Linked DNA regions of Homo sapiens: region 1 is linked to region 2. The links are chromatin loops, found by intact Hi-C in ENCODE. Cell type or tissue: ascending aorta. All regions are shown on one strand. Each heading gives the region's core, and the rest is flanking DNA. Links, peaks and the distances in the headings are about the cores only. Region 1 overlaps MAGI1 (membrane associated guanylate kinase, WW and PDZ domain containing 1). Region 2 holds the start of MAGI1-AS1 (MAGI1 antisense RNA 1).

What was found. Peaks named below come from ENCODE experiments on the same cell type or tissue, not always from the same donor. Only the 100,000 strongest peaks of a DNase experiment are listed, where the experiment ranks them.
Region 1: a loop joins it to region 2, with 4 times the contacts of the local background. A loop is called at or near these places in 3 of 110 quality-filtered maps.

What each region holds. Positions count from the first base shown.
Region 1 is chr3:65,940,347-65,951,623 of GRCh38, reverse strand. The region is part of intron 1 of MAGI1 (membrane associated guanylate kinase, WW and PDZ domain containing 1); the gene reads left to right. All of the region lies in intron 1 of MAGI1-IT1 (MAGI1 intronic transcript 1), which reads left to right. Among named protein-coding and RNA genes, the nearest start is that of MAGI1-IT1, 8.6 kb to the left of the region's middle. In ascending aorta, for the core only: no CTCF peak of the experiment used is centred there; DNase peaks (open chromatin) are centred at 4,993 and 5,445; H3K27ac peaks cover 1,966 bases.
Region 2 is chr3:65,890,261-65,901,537 of GRCh38, reverse strand. The region is part of intron 1 of MAGI1 (membrane associated guanylate kinase, WW and PDZ domain containing 1); the gene reads left to right. All of the region lies in intron 2 of MAGI1-IT1 (MAGI1 intronic transcript 1), which reads left to right. MAGI1-AS1 (MAGI1 antisense RNA 1) reads right to left here and starts at 7,722. Exons shown (of 3, transcript NR_046575.1): 1 at 7,621-7,722. RefSeq lists a silencer at 1-264. In ascending aorta, for the core only: no CTCF peak of the experiment used is centred there; a DNase peak (open chromatin) is centred at 6,657; H3K27ac peaks cover 2,575 bases.

The DNA.
Region 1 (11,277 bases), core at 2,873-7,872, 51 kb before region 2:
GAAGTGAAATTAATTTTAATAATACATTTTATTCAATTAGATATATTTAAAATAATATTTCAACAGGTAGTCAATAATAAAAGTTACTTGTGAGATATTTGACGTGTTTTTCATACTGTCTTTGAATCAGATGCGTAATTTATACTTCAGAGTATATCTCCATTTCGATGCAACAGTTTCATTGGAAACATTTGATCTGTTTTTACGTTTAACAAAATTTCACTGAAAAAGTAGATTCAGGTGGTTCCAAACACAATGAAATGTTTTCCACTAACAGCATTGAGTATTTTCAATTTGAATCATTGAAGATGAAATAAAACGAGAAATTCAATTCTTCAGCCATGTGAGGTATATGACAAGTCCTCAGGGTCTGCTGGGGGTTACCATATTGGACCATGCAGCTCCAGAGCCTGACTACATGCAGAATTCTCTGGGAGGAGAAAACAGTGATTGAATGGATGCTTTGAATGCGGCCCAACATAAATTCATACATTCATGAACTTTCTTAAAACATTATGAGATTCTCTCTCTTTCCCTCTCTCTTTTCTTTTCTTTCCCTCCCACCTTCCTCCCTCCCTCCCTCCTTTCCTTCCTTCCTTCCTTCCTTCCTTCCTTCCTTCCTTCCTTCCTTCCTTCCTTCCTTCCTTCCTTCCTTCCTTCCTTCTCTTTCTTCTCACCAACTATCATTGTTCCTAGTGTATTTTATGTGCGGTCCAAGACAATTCTTTTAATGTGGCCCAGGGAAGCCAAAAGAATGGACACCCCTGCCCTGAGGTATCCCTGCACTCTATCTGTCCCTGAGTAGGTCCTCATGTTGGTAGTGACAGCACACAGTGCATACCTCTGTCTGGGACTTCATTTGATTCAAGGGAAGCTTTTCCATTTAAGTGGTGGCTTTTGCCGACCAGTGGGGGGTAGCATTTTGTAATTTCCGTTCCAACCAGTTGAAGAGGGATTTACAAATTCTTGGAAAGATGATAATTTTTTTTCCTTTGAGCAATCTTTGGTATAACAACAGAGTTTAATTTACATAGGGATTTTTAGTACTTTGCTTATATTCTTTGTTTGTTTTTCTCCTGTAGTGTTTTCTAGAGAGGGTGAGCTGCAGGGCACATTTTAATCTTTTAAATTAGTTTTTCATGGATTCTCAACATACTTTCTCTGAGGATCCTTCAACAGCGAGGGCGGGGTACAAGCCTGGGCTTTTAGTCTTTTGGGGCCATGGGAGAATATGCAGATCTATGCAGAGTACCCTTACCAGGAGGGTTCTTTGAGGCTTCAAAGAACCCAGATCTTTGGCTAAAGTTGTTAGAAATGTCTTTTCCTTTTCAGGAGTGGTCTCTGAACTAAAGCTAGGTAATTTCAGCCAGTGCTAAGTTACCCACTTGGGTGGTCTAGTCTACTTTCATCTCCTAACTTGTTTAACTTTAATACTGAATGTGGCTTTTCGTTTCTTTTGATTAAAATTGACAAGCTGTAAAGTAAAAAAAAAAAAAACAGTAATATTGCTAGTTCTGTTTTTTTTTTTTGTTTGTTTTTTTTTTTGTTTTTTTTTTGTTTTTTTGTTTTTTTTTTTTTTGATGATCTGGCTCTGTTGCCCAGGCTGGAGTGCAGTGGTGCCATCTCGGCTCACTGCAGCCTCCCCATCCTGGGCTCAAGTCATCCTCCCATCTCAGCCTCCTGAGTAGCTGGGAATATAGGCACATGCCACTCTGCCCGGCTAATTTATGTATTTTTTGCAGAGGCAGGGTTTCGCCATGTTGCGCAGGCTGGTCTCAAACTCTTGAGCTGGGATTACAGGCATGTGCCACCGTGCCCAGCCCCAATCTAGTTTAAATATAAAACTGGAGCCAAGATATAAAAGTAAAAGAAACTTTTTTCCCTAGATAGGAAAGTTTAAAAACTTGGGAATTTAGATAGATGTGGAGGTTTAAGTTTAGATCCTACCAGTAAGTAGACTCTCCCCATGTAGCACTTGTGGTATATCTTAGCACTTTGGAGAGAAAGTTGAACTCTTTTCAGCCTTAGAAACTTGGAGGCATGTCTCATACTTCAGCTGAATGCTGGACATGTTGAATATTATACTGTGCTAGGGCTTGTGACCAACAATAAAAAGTACATTTCCTTCTTTTGAGGGATTGTAGTCTTGGTAAAATGAAGCAGTAAACTTGGTCAAGTCTAAATGACGATTGAGACAGAAGATAACATTTGTCAGTGAATTCTGTTTTGTTTTCTTAAGTCTGCACCTAACAGGAACTTAGCAATTTCCAGCCAGCTAGTAGTAATAACAACAGAAATAGCAATTGACCTTTAACACCTCGTCCAACAATGTTTAGTGGGTGGTTACTCTGTGTTAAGCATTATTCTAGAATATAGGGACACAAATGTTGGACACAGCTTGCACAGGTTTATTATGCAGGTGATGGGAAGGTTTCTGATATGACACGTGCTCTGGACCAAGGGCCTTGCATTTTAATAAGTGGAGTGAATAAAAATTTATAGCCAAATGTCATGTTGGCAGCAATGGAAGTGTGCTCCGGAGGTGACAAATGCTTTGAGGAATATAGAGTGTCTGACAGCACAATGTGAAGAAATGACAGCTGCCATCTTTGCCTGTCTTTTTCTCTGTGCTGCATTTGCTTTGCTCTTGTCACCTTTCTTAGGCTGGTTACTGGGCAGTTGGAAGAGACTGTGGAGAATTCAATTCAGTTGTTTGGCTTAGGGACATAAAATTGAACTGCATAATTCATGGATAGGTATCTGCAGCATCGTCTTCGTGCCCTGTAGAATGGGTTGACTGCCAAAGGATTTTACGATTCTAAAATCCTAACAGATTTTAACAGTTGCTTAAATATTATTTCTTGGCATATATAGCTTTTTAAGTCTGTGGGTCAAAGATAGATGTACTCATTTGAGACTTAGTGATTTGTTTTATAAGTATGTTGAATAAGTTGAGCCAGTTTGAATTGTGTCCTTCTCTTTTAAAGAAAAGATTTCCCAAATTTAAACCTGGATTTAGATGTTTTTTGGGTTAACCCTACTGAACTTTCCAAAATTTTCAGGCTTCTGGGCCTAACTCAAACTGTAATTTCATGAGGCCGGCCAAGTGATTTTTAATCTCATTTAAAAGTTACCATAAGCTCTACTTGAACCATTTGGGTTTTAGTATAATAAAAGGGCACATGTATTGGGTTTTTTATTTAGGCTATTGCAATAAAGAGAACTTTCATTAATGAAGAAAGTCTCAAAGAAAAGGCAGAAAATTTGGGGTTTTATGAAACAAGGGAGTCATTTAGGAAGGCTGGAGATATATCTTATAATATTCCAGGGCAGAGTGTCCATTGCTGCTAGCAGCAATTATTTTTAAAAAGATACTGCCAGGCTGGGTGCAGTGGCTCATGCCTGTAATCCCAGCCCTTTGGGAGGCTGAGGTGGGCTGATCACTTAAGGTTAGGAGTTTGAGACCAGCCTGGCCAACATGGTGAAACCCCGTCTCTACTAAAAATACAAAAAAATTAGCCTGGTGTGGTGGCATGTGCCTGTAATCCCAGCTACTCAGGAGGCTGAGGCAGGACAATCGCTTGAACCTGGGAGGCGGAGGTAGCAGTGAGCCAAGATCGTACCAGTGCACTCTAGCCTGGGTGACAGAGTGAGACTCTGTCTCAAAAAAAAAAAAAAAAAAAAAGAGAAAGATATTGCTGATTGCTGGGCACAGCAGTTGCTCAATGCCTGTAATCCCAGCACTTTGGGAGGCTGAGGCAGGAAGATTGCTTGAGCTCAGGGTTTGGGACCAGCCTGGGTAACATAGTGAGATCTCATCAATACTAAAAATAAAATAAATTAGCTGGGCATGATGGTGCATGCCTGTGGTACCAGCTACTCAGGAGGCTGATGTGGGAGGCTCGCTTGAGCCTAGGAGATCCAAGCTGCAGTGAGCTGTGATTGCACTTCTGTACTCCAGTCTGGGTAACAGACCGAGACCCCGTCTCAGAAAAACAAACCAAAAAACTGATATTGCTGATTAAAGCTTTCACTTGAAAGCCTCAACAGTTAATCAGAAACGTACAATTTATAATTAGTGTAAATTGAGCATAATAATTTTATTATAGCTTATCTCAGTGTATTCATTTGATGATTTAAAAATATAAATATAGGAGTTTTCATCCCTTAAATTTATGTCAGAATTTAGAGACATGTTGTATTATTCTTTGTGTTCCTCCATTTTAGGTTGATTGTATAATTTTTCCAGGTTTTAAATATATTTAGGAGATATTTATACCTTACATATGCTGTTTGGGGTATTACAAATTCTAATCCCAGAATTACTATAGATAAAACCATAAATATAAAATGATAGGGGCCTATTATCTTAGCATTTTGTTAGTCTGCTTTTAGGAACCATTTGCTATGGCTTACCAATACAATTTTCTTTCAACATTAGGATCCTCTTTCCTTGAAGAACTACAGGAAACACAAGCTCGGGAGTTATTTTACATAACAATGAGGATGAGATGTTATTTGTTTATAAGTTATTCAGTGTCTAAAAGCCTTAGGGTACCAAACATAACACAAGATAGAAAAGAAACAAATTTGCCTTGACATTTAGCTGTAAATTGAAATTAATTCATATAAAATACTGAGGTGAAACACTTCAGTTGTAGAGTTTTGCATACTGCTTAGCTTTCATGATTTTGTCACTTTAGATTTTAGTTCAAAAGTGTGCTTTTAAACTGTATAAACTCATTAGCTGCATAAAATTCTCCAGCTATCCACTTTTTCCTATATTTTCTTACTCTGCAGGTGAAAACAGCATTTTTAATATTTAACATTCTTAAGTGATCTGTTTCATGTGGATTGTTTTTCGTTTTCTTGTCCCTGGCCCTACCTCTTCTGGAGTCAGCGCAGGCTGGTGGGTGCGCTGCCAGATCTGGGTGTGCGTGTGTGGTGTCAGGATACCATTATTGGGAAATGGATGACTGCAAAACAGTGAGGCCTACTTGTAGGCAGATGACATAACCAGCAGCTCACTGAATGCCATTGCCAAGACAAATAGGTTTGAGCTCTCCCCTCTTGGTGGCTGTTCTCGTCCATGCTGAAAGTCATTGCCACCCTTGGCTCTGCTTTTCTCTAACCTGGAGGAGGTTGCTGAAATTTCTGCCCAACGGAAAAAAAAACCAAAGGGACCAAAACAGGATGTAAGCAAAGTTTTAATATTCCAAACCAGGAAATAAATGATGAAATGCAGAAAAGGCAGGGAGGAAATTCTAACTGGCACCAAGTTGGGAGGTCAGCGTCAATAGCCCACAAGACGCTGACGAGGACTTGTAGTTCCCGAAAGTTCTTTAACTTGTGTTTCTTGTGAGTTGAAGTAACACATTTTTTATTCCTTCTTCATCACCACCCTTTCTAATTCCCAGTCATCACCCTTAGTGCCCTGGGAGGGCATGCAGGAATGGCAGGAAGTGCCAGGACCTCACTTGGACAGATACCCTCGGTGGCCACCCCCTTCCAGTGTCCATGCTGTAGGCGGACCCTAGGGCCAGGCCCAGAGAGCTTTCTAAGGTGCATTTCCTCTTAAGTAAAACATAAATTAGAGAGCAGGAAAATGTTGGCTCTTGATTTTTTTTCAGGGAATTTATTTAATAAATACTATTTTAATACTAAAGATTTTTAAAAGAATGATTACCACTTTATTGCTTGCCTCTCAAGTGTGCCTTTAGCCACTGCTCTGTCTCTAGCACCTAGAACAGGGATTGGCAGTGTTAGAAGAACAACTTCAGCCAAATTAAATTTAAAGAAGTTTAAGTGAGCAACGAATGATTCACGAATTGGGTAGTCCCCAGAATCACAGCAGATTCACAGAGACTCCAGGGATGCCCTGTGGTCAGAATAAATTTATAGGCAAGAAAAGAGAAATGACATACAGAAATCGGAAGTGAGATACAGAAATAGCTGGATGGGTTACACCTTGGCATTTGCCTTATTTGGAAAAGAGTTGAACACTCAGCAGTGTATGACTGGTTGAAGCATGGCTACTGGGATTGGCCAAGACTCAGCTATTGTTACAGCTGCATACTCCTAAATTAGTTTTTCACCCTTGTCTACCTATTAGACAAGGTTGGTCCACAAGGACTCAAATATAAAAGTACAGAGTCCTTCTCAGGCTATACTTAGTTTGCTTTCACAGCAGATACTACATACCCATTAAGTTTTCATGAAATGAATGTGTGGTCCCCAGATCATCAGCCTCAGAATCTCCTAGGTGGTCATTACAAAATAACTATTGGGTACTAAGTTTAGTACCTGGGTGATGAAATAATCTGTACATCAAACCCTCATGACACGAGTTTATCCATATAACAAACCTGCACATGTATCCCTGAACCTAAAGTAAAAGTTAAAAACAACAACAAAAAAACCAAATGCAGTTTCTTGAGTCCACCCTGGCCCTTCAAAATCAGGATGTTTGGGAGAGAGCCCACAGACTCTGCATTTTAAAAAGGGCTTCCCCACCAGATCCATTGGTGCTCCCAGATTTGAGCACTCTTGCCCTACGGACACACCACTTGTTTCCAATTTCCTTGTTGCTTTTCATATATGTTGTAACGTGATGGATGAATTTGGTTCCCGTCCTCTATTTCATGCCCCATCACAGCAATATTATGTAATGGATATCCTCAATATAATGAATGAATGCTAATATTACATAATGAATATTTGCCTGGTTGTTATATTTTAATGCTGTCGGACAAAATTGACACTCTCTTTATTACCTAACCATTTCCCTATTGTTGGGTTATCCACCTCTCTACCCCAACTATCTTCCCTTATTCTGTAATGCTGCAAAGAGTATGAAATTTAGACATATATCTTTGTTTTATTTTTTAGCTATTTCCTTGGTGAGCTGGTCATACTTCTAGAAGTTTCTTGCACACAGGAGATCTAATATCCAAAGGACTCCCTTCATGGCTCCCTCCCTCCGTCCCTTCCTTTTCCTTCCTTCTGTTCTTTCTCTCTTTTGCTCTTCCTTTCCTTAGTTCTTTTTCTCAAAAAAAGGCATTGGAAAGCTATTAGCATTTAAATAGCACTTTATTTTTTTTTCCCTTGAGATAGGGTCTTGCTCTGTTGCCCAGGCTGGAGTGCAGTGCTATGAGCATGTCTTACTGCATCTTCAACTTCCTGGGCTCAAACTATCCTCCAACCTCAGCCTCTCGAGCAGCTAGGACTACAGGCACGTACCCCACATCCATCTCATTTTTTTATTTTTATTTTTTGTAGAGATAGAGTCTCGCTATGTTGCCCAGGCTGGTCTTGAACTCCTGGGCTCAAGCTGTCCTGCCTCTGCCTTCCAAAGGGCTGGGATTACAGGCCTGAGCCATTGCACCTAGCTGAGCACTTTCAATTTCTGCTATCTTGCCTGCTTAACAAGTAACATTCCCTTTTAAGGGAAAAATAATCCAGGGTCACTTTTTATTAAATTTTACTAAGAAATGGCAAAACTGCTTAATGGAGTTGAACCAGGATTCTTAAACAGCTACTTGAGTTAGGCACAGAGTTAGGCACTTTTAGATTCAGTCAGAAAGAATGTTTTTTTCCTGGAACTCAACTTTTTTCATTTGAGAAATATGAAAATTGGCCCACAAGCTATATGATGCTGCCCTGTCACAGTGGAGGAAAACAATGCCCAGTTCACAAATAAGTTTTGAGTTCTGTAGAATGAATATATTTCTTAATTGCAGGATATCTAATGACTTGTACTGTTGTTAAGGTGTACAAAGTAAGGCTTTCTCAAACTTTCTTGAACATGAAACTCTTTAATATGTTGTGATACTGCTTCTCTACAGAATATTCTTCTTGGAATACTCATCTAAAGCAGTGTTTTTCAAATTGTAGGACAAGATTAGTGACTGTAGTGAAATCTGTACTGTGGATTACAAACCAGAATCTATATACACACATATATATATACACACACACACACACAATCACACACACAATTAGTGCATCACATATAGTAGGGTATTGTTTCCTGAGAAGTTTTTTTTTTTTTTGAGATGGAGTCTCGCACTGTCACCTGGGCTGGAGTGCAGTGATGATCTTGGCTCACTGCAAGCTCCGCCTCCCGGGTTCAAGCGATTCTCCTGCCTCAGCCTCCCGACTAGCCGGGATTACAGGCGCCTGCCACCACGCCCAGCTAATTTTTTGTATTTTTAGTAGAGACAGGGTTTCACGATGTTGGCCAGGCTGGTCTCAAACTCCTGACCTCGTGATCTGCCCACCTTGGCCTCCCAAAGTGCTGGGATTACAGGTGTGAGCCACTGTGCCTGGCCCTGAGATGATTTTCTTTTTTCTAGGGCATGAGTGAAGGTTCAGAGAGAAAAAGGGACATTTTCAAAGAATGTTTCTCCATCTTCTCCCAGCAAAAGAAACACAGAACAAAACAAAAATACAGCCAATCTGGCACGACGAATGCAACTGTAAACATTATAATTTCTCCATCAAATAACAAGAGTTATATAGATTGTATTTGTTTAACAAGCACTTATATACCACTTGCTATATATAAACAGTATTGTGAACATTTTACAAATTTGTTTTCTTTTGAGACAGAGTCTCCCTCCACCACCCAGGCTGGAGTGCAGTGGCATGATCTCGGCTCACTGCAACCTCCACCTCCCGAGTTCAAGGGATTCTCTTGCCTCAGCCTCCCGAGTAGATGGGATTACAGGTGCACACCACCACGCCCAGCTCATTTTTGTATTTTTAGTAGAGATGGGGTTTCACCCTATTGGCCAGGCTGGTCTCGAACTCCCAACCTCTTGTTATCTGTCTGGTTTGGCCTCCTACTAAAGTGTAGGGATTATAGGGGTGAGCCACCGCACCTGGTCGCATTTTACAAATACTGATCCTCAAAATAAAATTTGATCTGCATAACAACCCTCTAGGGTGTAGGTGCTATTATCTGCCTTTATGGATGAGGAAAGTGAGGCACTTGCTAACATTCTGTATGATATACTTAACTGTAAAATCAGAAAGTGACAGTAATCATTAGAACTTTGACCTCATATTTAACAGTGGTAGTTAGAAACCAAAAAGGGAGCCAACCCTTTTATATTAGAGTCGGGATCATGCCAAATGTTTTTTCTGGCCCCCGGGTAATGGGGCTGGGAGACCAAGAAAATCATGTCCAAATCCCAGAATGATCAACTGTCTGTTTGAGGCTACTAAAAGATAGTAGTTCTCCAGAGCACAGATAAAACGTCTTCAGATATCATTTGCTCATTACTGGGCAAAGCATGTGAAAGCCAATCACTCTCAGTAAGGAATTCTTTTGGTTTACAACTGAATATTTCACTAATGTCAGGATTTCTCCTTTTGGTGGTTTTGTATGTGTTTTTTTTTTTTCTGCAAATGGTATTATATTAGCCATTAAAGTAACACTTCTCTCAGACTGTGCTGTGCATATAGCAACATGCTGTGTGGTAAAGCTCCTGGTCACAGGTCAGGAAGGAAAATGGCATTTTCTAAGAAAGCTAAGGCTGGGTATGGTGGCTCACGCCTATAATCCCAGCATTTTGGGAGGCCAAGGCAGGCGGATCACTTGAGCCCAGGAGTTCAAGACCAACCTGGGCAACACGGCGAAACCCCTGTCTCTACAAAAAATAAAAATAGTTGGGATGATGGCTCATGCCTGTAGTCCCAGCTTCAGGAGGCTGAGGTGGGAAGATTAATGGAGCCCGGGAGGCAGAGGCTGCAGTGAGCCAAGATTCCACCACTGCACTCCAGCCTGGTCAGCAGAGTGAGACCCTGTTCCAAACAACAGCAGCAACAACAACAACAGAAAGTTAATACTTTTCCTTTAATGCCTGAAAGCCATTGGGAAACAGTTCTTATTTCTGAGGATGTTATTTTCTTCATTTATGAGAGAAGCCAAACTCAAGAGCTTTAGACTTTAAAGTTGGGGTTTTCATTTCAGTGGTGTTCAAATAGCAGTGGTTCTTAAGGGGAGGTGGGGGTGGGGATGTTGTCCCCATAGGGGACAGTTCACAATCTAGACTTATTTTTGGTTGTCAAAACTGGGAGAGTGCTACTGCATCTACAGGGTAGAGGCCAGGGATACTGCTTCAACATCCTACAGTGCACAGAAGCAATAACTAGCGCCAAATGTCAATAGTACCAAGGCTGAGGAAGCCTACTTTGGAGCAATCTGATGCCGTTTTGTATTAGTGAACTGTCTTGGTTTTAACTAGGGGCAATATAATTCTTTTTTTTTTTTTGAGACGGAGTCTTGCTGTGTCACCTAGGCTGGAGTGCAGTGGCTCAATCTCGGCTCACTGCAACCTCCACCTCCTGGGTTCAAGCTATTCTCCTGCCTCAGCCTCCCAAGTAGCTGGGATTACAGGCACCTGCTACCATGCTCAGCTAATTTTTGTAGTTTTTAGTAGAGATGGGGTTTCACCATGTTGGCCAGGCTGGTCTCGAACTCCTGACCTCAGGTGATCCGCCCACCTCAGCCTCCCAAAGTGCTGGGATTACAGGCATGAGCCACCGTGCCCGGCAGGGGCAATATAATTATAATTCTTTGTACCTTGGTTCCATTTATAGTTTTTTTCTTGAATACTGTTTCATGTGAAATTACAAATTTTGAGGGTGGAAGCAGGGGAGGGAAGAGGTGACATCTGGTGTCAGTTGCCAGGAAAACTGTAATACCTCTTAGAGTTTCCCTAATTGAATATGACGGGATGGTTTAAGGTTTGGGGTTTGTGAGGAGTTGAGAGATCTTCCACTGAAACGTGCTATGAACAAACTAAATCATGGTTAATACCTTGTGGGTTGCCTCTGGATTGTGCAGTCTGATACGCACTTTGGTTACATTTATTTTGTTTACTCCTTGTAGTAGTTCCATAAAATTCAGAATGTTACCAATACTAAAGCTGAGGAAACAATCTCAGTAGAAAAGTAATGGGACCCGTGTTATAGACTGAATGTGAATCTCCCCAAAATTTATATGTTGAAATCATAACCCTCAATGTGATGGTGTAAGGAAGTGGGACTGTTGGAACCTTTGGGAGGTATTTAGATCATAGGGGTGGAGCCCTCATGAATGGGATTAGTGCTCTTATAAAACAGACCCCAGAGAGCTTTCTCACTTTCTTTTCTGCCACGTGAAGATACAGTGAGAAGATGGCAGTCCATATCCCAGAAGAGGGTCCTCAGCAGAATCTGACTGTGCTGGAACCCTGATCTTAGACTTCAGCCTCCAGAGCTCTGGGAAAT
Region 2 (11,277 bases), core at 3,616-8,615:
GAAATCACATAACTTCATCTCAGCCAACTTCCAATTGCTTCCCCTTTGCAGCGTTTTGCCAGAGTTTCAAACAAGACTGTACAAGAAAGGAAAAGAATGTGGTATTCACAGATACTAAAACATTGTAAAAACAACGCTCATATCTCCAGCCAATTTCGTCACCACGTGACTCTCACCCTTCCACCGAGGATGAACAGAAATGTCATCCATACACTTTCTCTGAGCTCCCAGTCTCTGGTCTGGGCCTGCATGGTGGATTCCTCATCATTGGAAAGACCACCCTGGGCTATTTTGCTCTTCCTTTTGTGTGGCGTCATCTTTTATTTTTTCCTTGTCTCTGGATTGTTTTGGTTAGAGAGGAATAGTCTTTATGTTGGGCTCTGCGTTGCAAGTAGTATAAATGCTCTTGAGCAAAAATAAAAAGAGGATGTTTACTGTAAGGGTATCTGAAGCATACCCAAGGTAAGGGTTATCCAGTGTAGGCCAGTTTTGGAAACACCCCGGGACTAAGACTTTGAACCTTATCAGGTTTTTCTGTAGGTATTTTTCATTTCCTGCTGAATGCGCTCTTACTTCATTCTTCTGTTCTCTCAAAATAGACTGATCTGCTTCCCAGAGCCTGGCTGTCCACACTCCTAGCATATACTTCTTCCTCTCAAGGGTTCATCCAGACTGAAGCTGGAATCTCTTAGTTCTGATTGTAAATACCAGGGAGAAGGATTCTCAATGGTTCATAATAGGTCAGATGTCTGCACCTGTGGCCAGCGTAATGGCGTTCTATGCGAAAATGATGGCTGAAAGTATGTCTTTTGTAACCTATAGGGGTAAGAAAATGGCTAGAAGACTGGGGAGACAGGGTATTCATCTGGTAACCTGGTGGTGTTCACCACAGTTGCCTTTTTGTGTTTCTTTGTGGGGCCTCTTACTAACTCCCTCTTCACGCCAATTTCAAGTTCATCAAAACCTAGTCAAATGGTGAGTATTTATATGTGTGGTGTTGGACAGACAGATATGGCTAAGTAATTCTGTACTAGTATATTATGATTAAGTGAACATTTATTGAGTGCTTACCATATACTAAGCCCTTTTTCAAGTCTAACACTAGGCAAATAATACATGACTCTTTTAATTTTTGCTCACACCTTTATCACCTCTTCCCAATTATAACACTGTGTTTTCTGTCTACCTCTTACACATCATGTTCATTGTAGTGAGTGAGAAGTTATCTTGAAGGTTGGTTAGTGATGTTGTGACTTTTACCTTTTATGTCCTGGGTGATGGATGGGATTTTTAAGAGTTAATGAGTCCAAGGATGCCTGACATAGGAAAGACACGATGTTGCGTGTGTCCTTGCAATAACGTGCAAAGCAAGACGATGGGTGTATACTGCCTATCTCTTGTCCCCAAGACAAATCCATTAGTGTAGAAAGCTCGTTTTTTTTTTTGGGTCCAGGTAATTGTAATCATGGGACACATGATAATGTAAAAGCTAATCTGAAATTCTTTTGGAACTTTGATTACTCCCTTTGATCTAAGTATGTAAGTGATTAACTGCAAGATATGTGAAAAATGTTCCTTTCCCCTCATCTTTGGAAGCAAGATCTGTATTTCTGTGGGTGCAATGCCATCTTAGCACTCTCACTTTGGACTTGACCAAGACTTCTATGGTATCTGAAAAATTAGTGCATCAGGAAGGGTTTATTTTAATTTGGGTTCCTTAATCCAGTTTTAACTTTATCCCCCTTTGAAAGTCCCATTCAGAATGTAAGCAAGTTAGCAGAAGTATATATGAAACTGTATTAGATATATCTTTGGGGCTCCATATGTATGGAGAATTAACATTGGCACCAAGGCCCTTGCTGCAAATTCATTTTTCCAGCATAAAACATGAGAATAGGTCATAGTTGTTCTTTCTGTTTTCAGCTCTCTTAATTTTATTCCCCTGGTATTGTTGTCTGTAGGGATTTTTATCCCAGTTATGTCACAAAAGGATGGTAGTGTTTTGCCATGGTGGCATTTCCATTATCTGTCAGCACCTCTGAAATGATCTCAGTTTTTTCTGAGGTTGACATTTCCTCCCCTGCCTTCCTGTGATCTGTTTTCATTTCTTGATAAGTCTGATTTCTTCAGCGGAATGGTCATAATGGGACATGTTATTAGTAAGAATTGTAAAGAGAAAATGGACCTGAGTAGTTATGAACTTCCTTCCTCTGATGACTCTTTTCCTGGAGCTGAATCCTCACATTTTACTTTTTCCACTGTGAATGTATTTTCTGTTTTGAAAGATATCCATTTAGAATATATTACTTAAAACACCTTTAGGCTGGGCGTGGTGGGTCACACCTGTAATACCAGCACTTTGGGAGACTGAGGTAGGAGGGTTGCTTGAGCCCAGGAGTTCCAGACCAGCCTGGGCAACATGGCGAAACCCGTCTCTACAAAAAAATTAGCTGAGCGTGGTGGTGGTGTGTGCCTGTAGTCCCAGCTGCCCAGGAGGCTGAGGTGGGAGGATCACCCGAGCCTGGGAAGTTGAGGCTTCAGTGAGGCAAGATTGTGCCACTGCACTTCAGCCTGGGCTGCAGAGTGAGACCCAAGTCTCAAAAAAAAATTTTTTTAAATTTTCTTTAATTATTTAAAAATATATTTACTTAAATTGACAAATAATAATTGTACATATTCATGGGGTACATATGATATTTTGAAAACATATAATGTATAGTGATCAGATCAGGGTAATTAGCATATCCATCTTCTCAAACATTTATCATTTCTTTATGTTGGGAATGTTCAATATTTTCCTTCTAGCTAGTTGAAACTATACAATATATTATTATTAACTATTACTTTGCCTTTGGTTGCTGTCATTTTCATTTGCTTTTCTATGTCAGTATATTTTGAAGGACTTTGTATACTAAGTGTTTCAAAATAATAGGAACTTTTGTGAAATGAGACATAGCAAATGAAGGAGCCATGAACTTACTCCTATTTTCTATACCTGTCAACAATTTGAATTTCAGGGTTCTTTTGTTTTGTTTTGTTGTTTTTCTTTATTTGTGTATATAATTTTTTTACACGTACATATGTACACATACAAATGAACAAGCCTGTGTGCATTTAATTTTTACAAGTAAATGCCTACTTTTTATGATGCCACACTAAACTCTTCCATATTACTGCCTTTCCCTAGGGTTTTGTAAAATAGTGCTTTATCTCCAAGCTACTACCCAGCCGCCTTTTATTTAAAGTGTTCAGTGGACCATTATTTGGGATGAATAAAAATTCGATGTTATGCCACAGAAAGGTAGGATTTTGGGGAGAAACAAATACAGGAAACAGGTGGAAATAGATACATTGAGAAGAATCCTTTTGAGCAGGGATTTTTGTAGAAAACATTAAACCAAATCGTATATCAAACTCTCTGGCTGGTGGTCAGTCTAATCACAAGCATTTATTCTTAAGTGTCCTACAGAGAGAAAAAGCTGTTTATGGCTGTATCTTGAGTTAAATATTTGGATTTGGACTGCAAGTTAATTTTAGGGAGAAAACATCTGTCTTTCTGAAAACAGTATGCCTTTAAAAGTGATCCCTGTGGTAGAATGTTGTTGAAATGCTTAAATGCTTTCCATTAAGTTTTTTTTTTCCCCCCTTTTCCTTTCTTTCTTTTTTTATTTTTTTTGGACAGGATTTTACTCTGTTGCTCAGGCTGGAGTGCGGTGGTGCTATCATAGCTCACTTCGGCCTCAACCTCCTGGGCTTAAGTGATCCTCCCACTTCAGCCTCCCTAGTAGCTGGGACTGCAGGGGTACACCACCATGCCTGGCTGAATTTTAAAAAAAAATTTTGTGGAGACAGGTTCTTTTTTGTTGTTGTTGTTGTTGTTTTTTAATTATACTTTAAGTCCTAGGGTACATGTGCACAACATGCAGGTTTGTTACATAGGGGTACATGTGCACAACATGCAGGTTTGTTACATAGGTATACATGTGCCATGTTGGTTTGCTGCACCCATTAACTCGTCATTTACATTAGGTATTTCTCCTAATGCTATTCCGCCCCTGCCCCCCACCCCACAGCAGGCCCCAGGGTGTGATGTTCCCCACCCTGTGTCCAAGTGTTCTCGTTGTTGAATTCCCACCTGTGAGTGAGAACATGCGGTGTTTGGTTTTCTGGGAGACAGGTTCTTGCTGTGTTTCCTCAGCTGGTCTGGAACTCCTGGGCTTAAGCTATCCTCCTGCCTTGGCCCCTCAAAGTGTTGGAATTAAAGTCCATTAATTTTCTAATGCAAAAGAGTGTGGTACATGTTTATTACAGAACTATTAGGAAGAGCTAACCCAAAAACTCACCTGTTTTTCCACCTATCAAATATAACCAGTTTTATTCTTTAGTGATGTACTAAATATAGTACAAATAAAAAAACAGTATAACAACTATTTACATAACATTTGTATTGTATTAGGTATTATAAGTAATCTAGAGATGATTTAAACTATACAGGAGGATGTGCATAGGTTTTATGCAAGTACTGTACCATTTTATATCAGAGATGTGAGCATCTGTGGATTTTTGGTATCCAAGGGGATCCTGGGAACCAATTTTTCTCGGATATGGAGGGGCAATTGTATTATTCTAGTTGTATTATGTGTAGGTGTATAAAATCAAAATTTATATTGAACAGTATACATTTTGTTACTTGAATATTCATTTCCTGTGAAATCATGAACAGGTTGCCATGTCAAAGAAAAGCCTCACCTGCTTTTACACTATCATTTTAAAGTTTTACTTAGTATTTCATTGTATGGATGTATACTGTCCATATTATTGTTGGGTATTTAGGTTGTTTCCAGTTTGTTTGTTTGTTTGTTTGTTTGAGACGGGGTCTCTGATGCCCTGCCTGGAGTGCAGTGGCACAATCATAGTTCACTGTAACTTCAAACTTATGGGCTCCAGCGATCCTCCTGCCCCAGCCTCCTGCATAGCTGGGACTACAAGTGTGAACCACCGTGTCCAGCCAGTTTTTCATGTTTTAAACAACTCTTTGTTGAATGTCCTTGTAGCTAAATCTTTGTCCACATGATTCGTAGTTTTCTTGGACAAGCTCCACAGATGTGATATTCCTGAGTCCAAGGTTTTGATAATTTCAAGTCGTTTTTTCTTCTTCCTAAACCACATATAACTAAATTGTCCTCGATTGATAACCTTCCTGTCAGCCATGGGCATGGTTGTACTTTTTTTTTTTTGTCGTGATTACTGCTGTTAGTGATAATAATAAAAATACTTATTATATACGCTGGTGGGTTTCAGTTTTGACTGGGACTTCAGTTTTCTTCCTTGTCTGAGTCCTGTTACTTATGCCTGAATTTAAAGTGAGTGGGAACATTGGCCTTTTGTCTATTGCCTATAGGGAGAAAAATACCGCAGTGGGTGGAGATTTTGGTCTGGCTGGGGGCTTCCCCATGTCAGCCAGGCTGTTAGGTACTATTGAGCTGGTCCTTGCAGCATCACTTCTTGAGGTTTACAGAGATGCAATGGTAGTGGGTCAGCCTGTATTCCTCTCCAAGCTGGGGGCAGGGGCGCTGAGTGAGTGTTTCCAACAAAGAACAACCTGGGTATCTATCTGCTTGTAGGCAGCTAAGGAATGCTGAATAATTAATAGCTTTCCAGGGAAATATTACTTGCTATAGTTGAATATTCTTTTGGATTTAATGCCAGCTATAGTTTGATGATTGAAAAGTCCCTTTGAGGAAAAAGTGTTTAGAAGCAAATATATTGATGGTACTGATAAATACTGTTTTTCAATGTTAAAATGGAGGGTAACTGACGTAAGTTTGGATGGGGCTTCATCATCTCAATGACTTTGATTTTAGCCATTACTGTGCACTTGGCACATGAAACTATAATGAATTTAGGTTAAGTTATTCCCTTTGATACAGAAAGCTGCCGGATAGATAGATGGTCATTGATCATATAAAGAGTCTTTGTAGGGATTTGGAAAGAAAAAATTAGATTATTGTTTGAAGACAAAGGTAGTGTCTACCATGCCTTGCCTTCTCGAATGAATTGTAGTACTTTTGAGAATTCTGGTCTCTGACCCTGAGGGTGGCAGTTTAATTTCTGAAACCTGAAGGTGTCACACAAACTCAGACCAGCAAATTGCCTGTATATTTCACATGTTGTGTTCCTTAATGCCCATGGTTAAGACATTGAGTGGAGAGAATAGGGGCTGGAGAAGAGGTGCTGAAGTTTTGAATGGGGGACTCTGTGTGTTGTACTAGCTGTGAACCCGTCTAGGGAACAAGTGCTGACACTGCCCACTTAGAAGAAGACACATTTGTTAAAGAAGTACAGTTGCCTTTATGTCTGGCATTTTAGTTAACCAGTAGCAAAATAAAGGACTGATGGATTTATTATCAGATTATGCCCAACCATGCACATATTGCCAAGTCCTCCATGAACATCACAGATATCTAAAATAAAAGAGACGTTTTTATTTGTTTTAATAAATAACATTAGCTAGCACCTCCGTTTCCAACCATTCAGTCCTGTTTGGAAATGCCACAGTGATGGGTGTGTGTTATTTTGAACTCATGTGAAGGTTCCATGACAACGGTAAACATTCATATTGCACATTTTCATAAGGCAGTGAATCTGGATGAGGCAAGTGGCCTCAGCCGGCAATAAAGATGTGTTATGAAATTTCCCATGCCAGAAGAGACACTCATAGCTGGGATTGGCCTTTTCAAAAGCAGTTGATGGTGATGAGTGATAACTCCCCTTTTAGTTTTGGCATCAGATGGAGTTTGTAGCTCATTGGCTTCATTGTGTTGCCTGGGTATCTCCTATTTAGACTTAATTGGATGGTTTGCACCACTGTCCTAGGTGGTTGCTAGTCTTTTCAAGGACTATCCTTACTGAATACTCTTGGTATTGTATTTCTCTTTTCTTACACGAATCCTCAATTACAACAACAAAGAAAATGCTAACATTTGACATCACTGGTAAACTAAGAATGCTTTAGATTAGGATTTCCATTTGCTGCCTTTCCAAATTTGATAATTTATATTTGGATATCCTTTTAGCATATTTTTGGTGGAATGGTTCACTTTATTATTATTTTTAAAAGATGGATGTGTCCTAGCTTTCACCAAGGAACAACTCAGTTTAGATGGAATGTTTTATAAATATGATGTAATGGAAATTGAACAGGATTTGGAGTCACAAGGGCCTGTGTTGGCATCTTAGTGCCATTATTTATTGTGTGACCTTGGGCAATCACATAGCCTTTCTGAACTTCCATTTTCTCACTAGTAGGTAGGGATGATATTATTGATTGTTATTTAGGGGTTGTGGCAGAAATTATGCTGTTCTTACAACTTTGAGATTCTTTCCATAGGGAGGCGGGTAGTGATGTCTCGTTCCTTCTTTTTGTATGGAGGGGTGGCCATGTGATTATGGTGGAGCAGTGCTGTGAGACTTCCAAGATAGGGTCATAAAAGGTGGTATAGCTTCTACCTGGTTCTTTTGGGACACTTGACTTTGGAAACCAGCTAGGAGGCTGCAGGGGAGCTCAAGGAGCCAAATGGTGAGGCCACATCCAAGTGTTCCAGGGGAGGTGAAACACACCTGAGGTTTCAGATGATTCTAGCCCTGGGCCATTGAGTTGCCTGCAGTCTTCCCAGTGTAAGATTCAGACATCAGGAAGCAGAGACAAGCATTTCAGCTGTGCTTTGTACAAATTCCTGACTCACAGAAATTGTGAAAGATAATAAAATGATTGTTGTTAGTTTAAGCCGTTATATTTTGGGATGATTTATTACGCAGCAGTAGATAATTGTAATAAAGAAATCATGAATTCAAATAGTAGTTCTTCTTCTAATTTTGCATACTGTCTTTACCACTTAGTAACTGTGTAACCTGGGGCAAAATTTGTAATTTCTTTGTGTCTGTTTTCTTAATTGTAAATGGGACTCGCGTAATTCCCTCTGGACTTCTGATGAGAATTAGTGATTTAATACTTGATACGCTCAATAAATGTTGCTTGTCATTATTTTCTATTAAACTATATTGTTGGATTTTTGAGAATGCATGAAGAAACTTAACGTTAATTGTGTTTTGATTTTTAAAGGCGTTATGTAAATTTTGTTTTGTGCTTTTCTCCAGGCAAGAAACCGGTTTGAATGTAATTTTCATGAAATGAAAAAAAAAAAGAAAAATGAATAGTAAATCTGATGTTAGTATCTGCCATTTATTTCACATTTTTTTTTCTGAGGTTGTATATGTCTGGGAACCTTTGGCTTTGCTTGGTAGAAAGAGGACTAATGACTCCAATTAGAGGACATCAGTAGAGAAGAAGGGATGAAGGATGGGAGATAGGAAAGAAATCTTATTTTCAGTAACTTATGTGCCAGAAACTGCACTGTAGCCTTTTACCAGTGTAGCCTTCTTAGATACTCTGAGAGAGATAATAAGAGAAGAATGGATTGTTACTTAATTTTTATCGTCCCTGAAATTGAGGTTGTTAGTGTCCTTCTCTGGTGTGTTACCTGGGGAAAGGAACAATGATTGCAGTTTTACTTTCAGGCTAAAAGCTACAAATCTGAGCTCACATTTCTGTTTGTTTCTGCCTCTGACCCTGGGTGGCTTTGTGACCTCTCTAAGCCTCAGTTTCTTCAGTTGTCAAATGGGTCTAATAGTGTTTCCTATTTCCTGTCATTGTTAAAGAAGAGCCCATGAGAATCTGTTTCCTAACCTAGCTTGGTCATAAGAATGATTGTAATGCATTTTTTAAAATAATGGGACCCATCCCAGAGCTACAGAATTAGAATTTCCAGGGATTCTGTGATTAAGTGCCCCAGGTAAGTCTTACTGTTAGGCTGATTTGGGAGACATTAAAACAATGTGTAAAGTTGAACAGTTAACACCTAATACATAAATGTTAGCTGCTGTTATAATTATACTTAACATTAATTTAATGTTTTAGGTAAGTTCTTTTATATACGTTCTTTAGATTTGCTTTGGTAGGTTTTGATAATTTCTAAAAAATAAACACAAGAATGCCTTGTATGCCACTTAATAAAATGTTGGTATGCCACTTAATAAAATCTGATTCTGCTATTATTATCTTAAACAAAATCTGATTCTGCTATTATTTTATGTCCATCAAAAAGTTATGCAAAGTTTTCTCTTTTTCTTTCCTCTCTGAAATATAGACGATCATAACTAAGTTAATGAGTTTCCTCCCAACCTTTCCTCTTGAAGCTTAGGAGGACCATGGATTGAGACATCTTTTTCTGTAACATAATTAAAGAAAAATAGCTTCACAGTTAGGGTCACTGAACCTTGAGGGAATTTGCCCATTGGCTGCCCATCAGGCTGTGATCAGAAGTTTTCGTGTTATGTGTTACATAATTAAGGATGGGGAATAGCTATTTCAGAGACTCTAATTAAAGACTGTGTTCTCTATATAATGAGTATCTATAATGAGTTTTCTGTATAAAGTATCTATTTAGAACAATATGGGAGGGGGTGTATCTCATTGTCCAGCATAATCCTATAATAACTGGTTACTTGTCACAAATTTGAATTGGAGCAACACGGGTATATATATATATATATATATATATATATATATATATATATATATATATATATATATTATACTTTAAGTTCTAGGGTACATTTGCACAATGTGCAGGTTTGTTACGTATGTATACATGTGCCATGTTGGTGTGCTGCACCCATTAACTCATCATTTACATTAGGTATATCTCCTAAAGCTATCCCTCCCCCTCCCCCCACCCCACAACAGGCCCCAGACAACAGGGGTTTGTATCCCAGTCTTCCAACACCTTAGGGCTATTGTCATGCATGTTGCTTGTCAAGTATTTTGCTGAATACTTTGGAGTATGGTTGCTTTTGTCACCCTTGGTTATATTGTGTATCACGTTGACTCCTGCAAAATAGTGGGGAAAAGTAACCTTGGTAATGTATAATTAACTTATGAAGTAGAAAATACTTCTGTCCCTTAATCTAACATTTTAGTTTGTTGGGGCTTATTGTGCTAGCAGCCCAGGCTTCTCTTCCCGTTGTGCTTTAAGGGTTTTATTGATGGTGCTTACCTAAGTCCTAGTTCAGTGATTGGTCAGTGATGGGTGGTAGCGCCTGGCATATTACCAGATTTGTAATAGGTGCTCAGTAAATGACTTCTTACCATTACAGTTATCTGTCTCATTCTTTAAAGAGCAAGTAGTTGTCCATGTTACAAACCCATTAGAATAGTTTTTTTCTTCTTGTTATTGGTTTCTTTCTTTCCTTTTTTTTTTTTTGTGTGTGTTTTTCTGTGACAGGGGCTCACTCAGTCGCCCAGGCTGAAGTGTAATGGCGCACTGCATCCTCTGCCTCCTGAGCTCAAGCTATCCTCCCACCTCAGCCTCCCAAGTAGCTAGGACTACAGGTGCATGCCACCGTGCCTGGCTAATTTTTGTAATTTTTGTAGAGATGGGGTTTTGCCGTGTTGCCCAGACTGGTCTTGAACTCCTGGCCTCAAGCAATCCTCCTGCCTGTCAGCCTTCACAAAGTGCTAGGATTAGAGGTGTGAACCACTGCCCAGGCTGGAATAGGTTTTGTTGTCTAAACAAACGAGGCGATACATTTTATTTTTGTTTTTCTTTCCAAGTTAATGTTTTGTGCTGTTCCAGCTGTCTATTGACAAGTACAATAGGAGGAGTTCAATCAATGTAGCTTATTGGGATAGTTCTAAAATTGGAATCTGGGTTGCCATTCCAGCTGTATGACTGGCCTTGGGCAAGATCCTTCAACCATAGTGGTTCTCAACTTGTACCTCTTATAAATGGATGGGCTGATATTTTGTGACTTGTTCAACTCCTGAGTTTTTGGCTATGTGAATCTGCTCGTTCTTTTAAAGAAGTGTTTGCGTTGGATGTGGTGTTAAAGTTGGAATGTTCTTGCAAGTCCTTTGGGAAATTTTGGTCCTTGGATCTGTGCTGGGCCTTGTTCAGACATGAAATGAGAAAAATATTGTTGAATTTTATAAAGCTTAATGTTTTGAAGTTGGATGCACAAGAACATGTTTCTGACCTCCTCGGTGTGTGTGTGTGCCTGTGTGTGAGTTGGGAAGGCATATGATGAGTTTTTTTGTTTGTTTGTTTTTTGTTTTGAGACGGAGTCTCGCTCTGTCGCCCAGGCTGAAGTGCAGTGGCGCTATCTCTGCTCACTGCAAGCTCCGCCTCCTGGGTTGACGCCATTCTCCTGCCTCAGCCT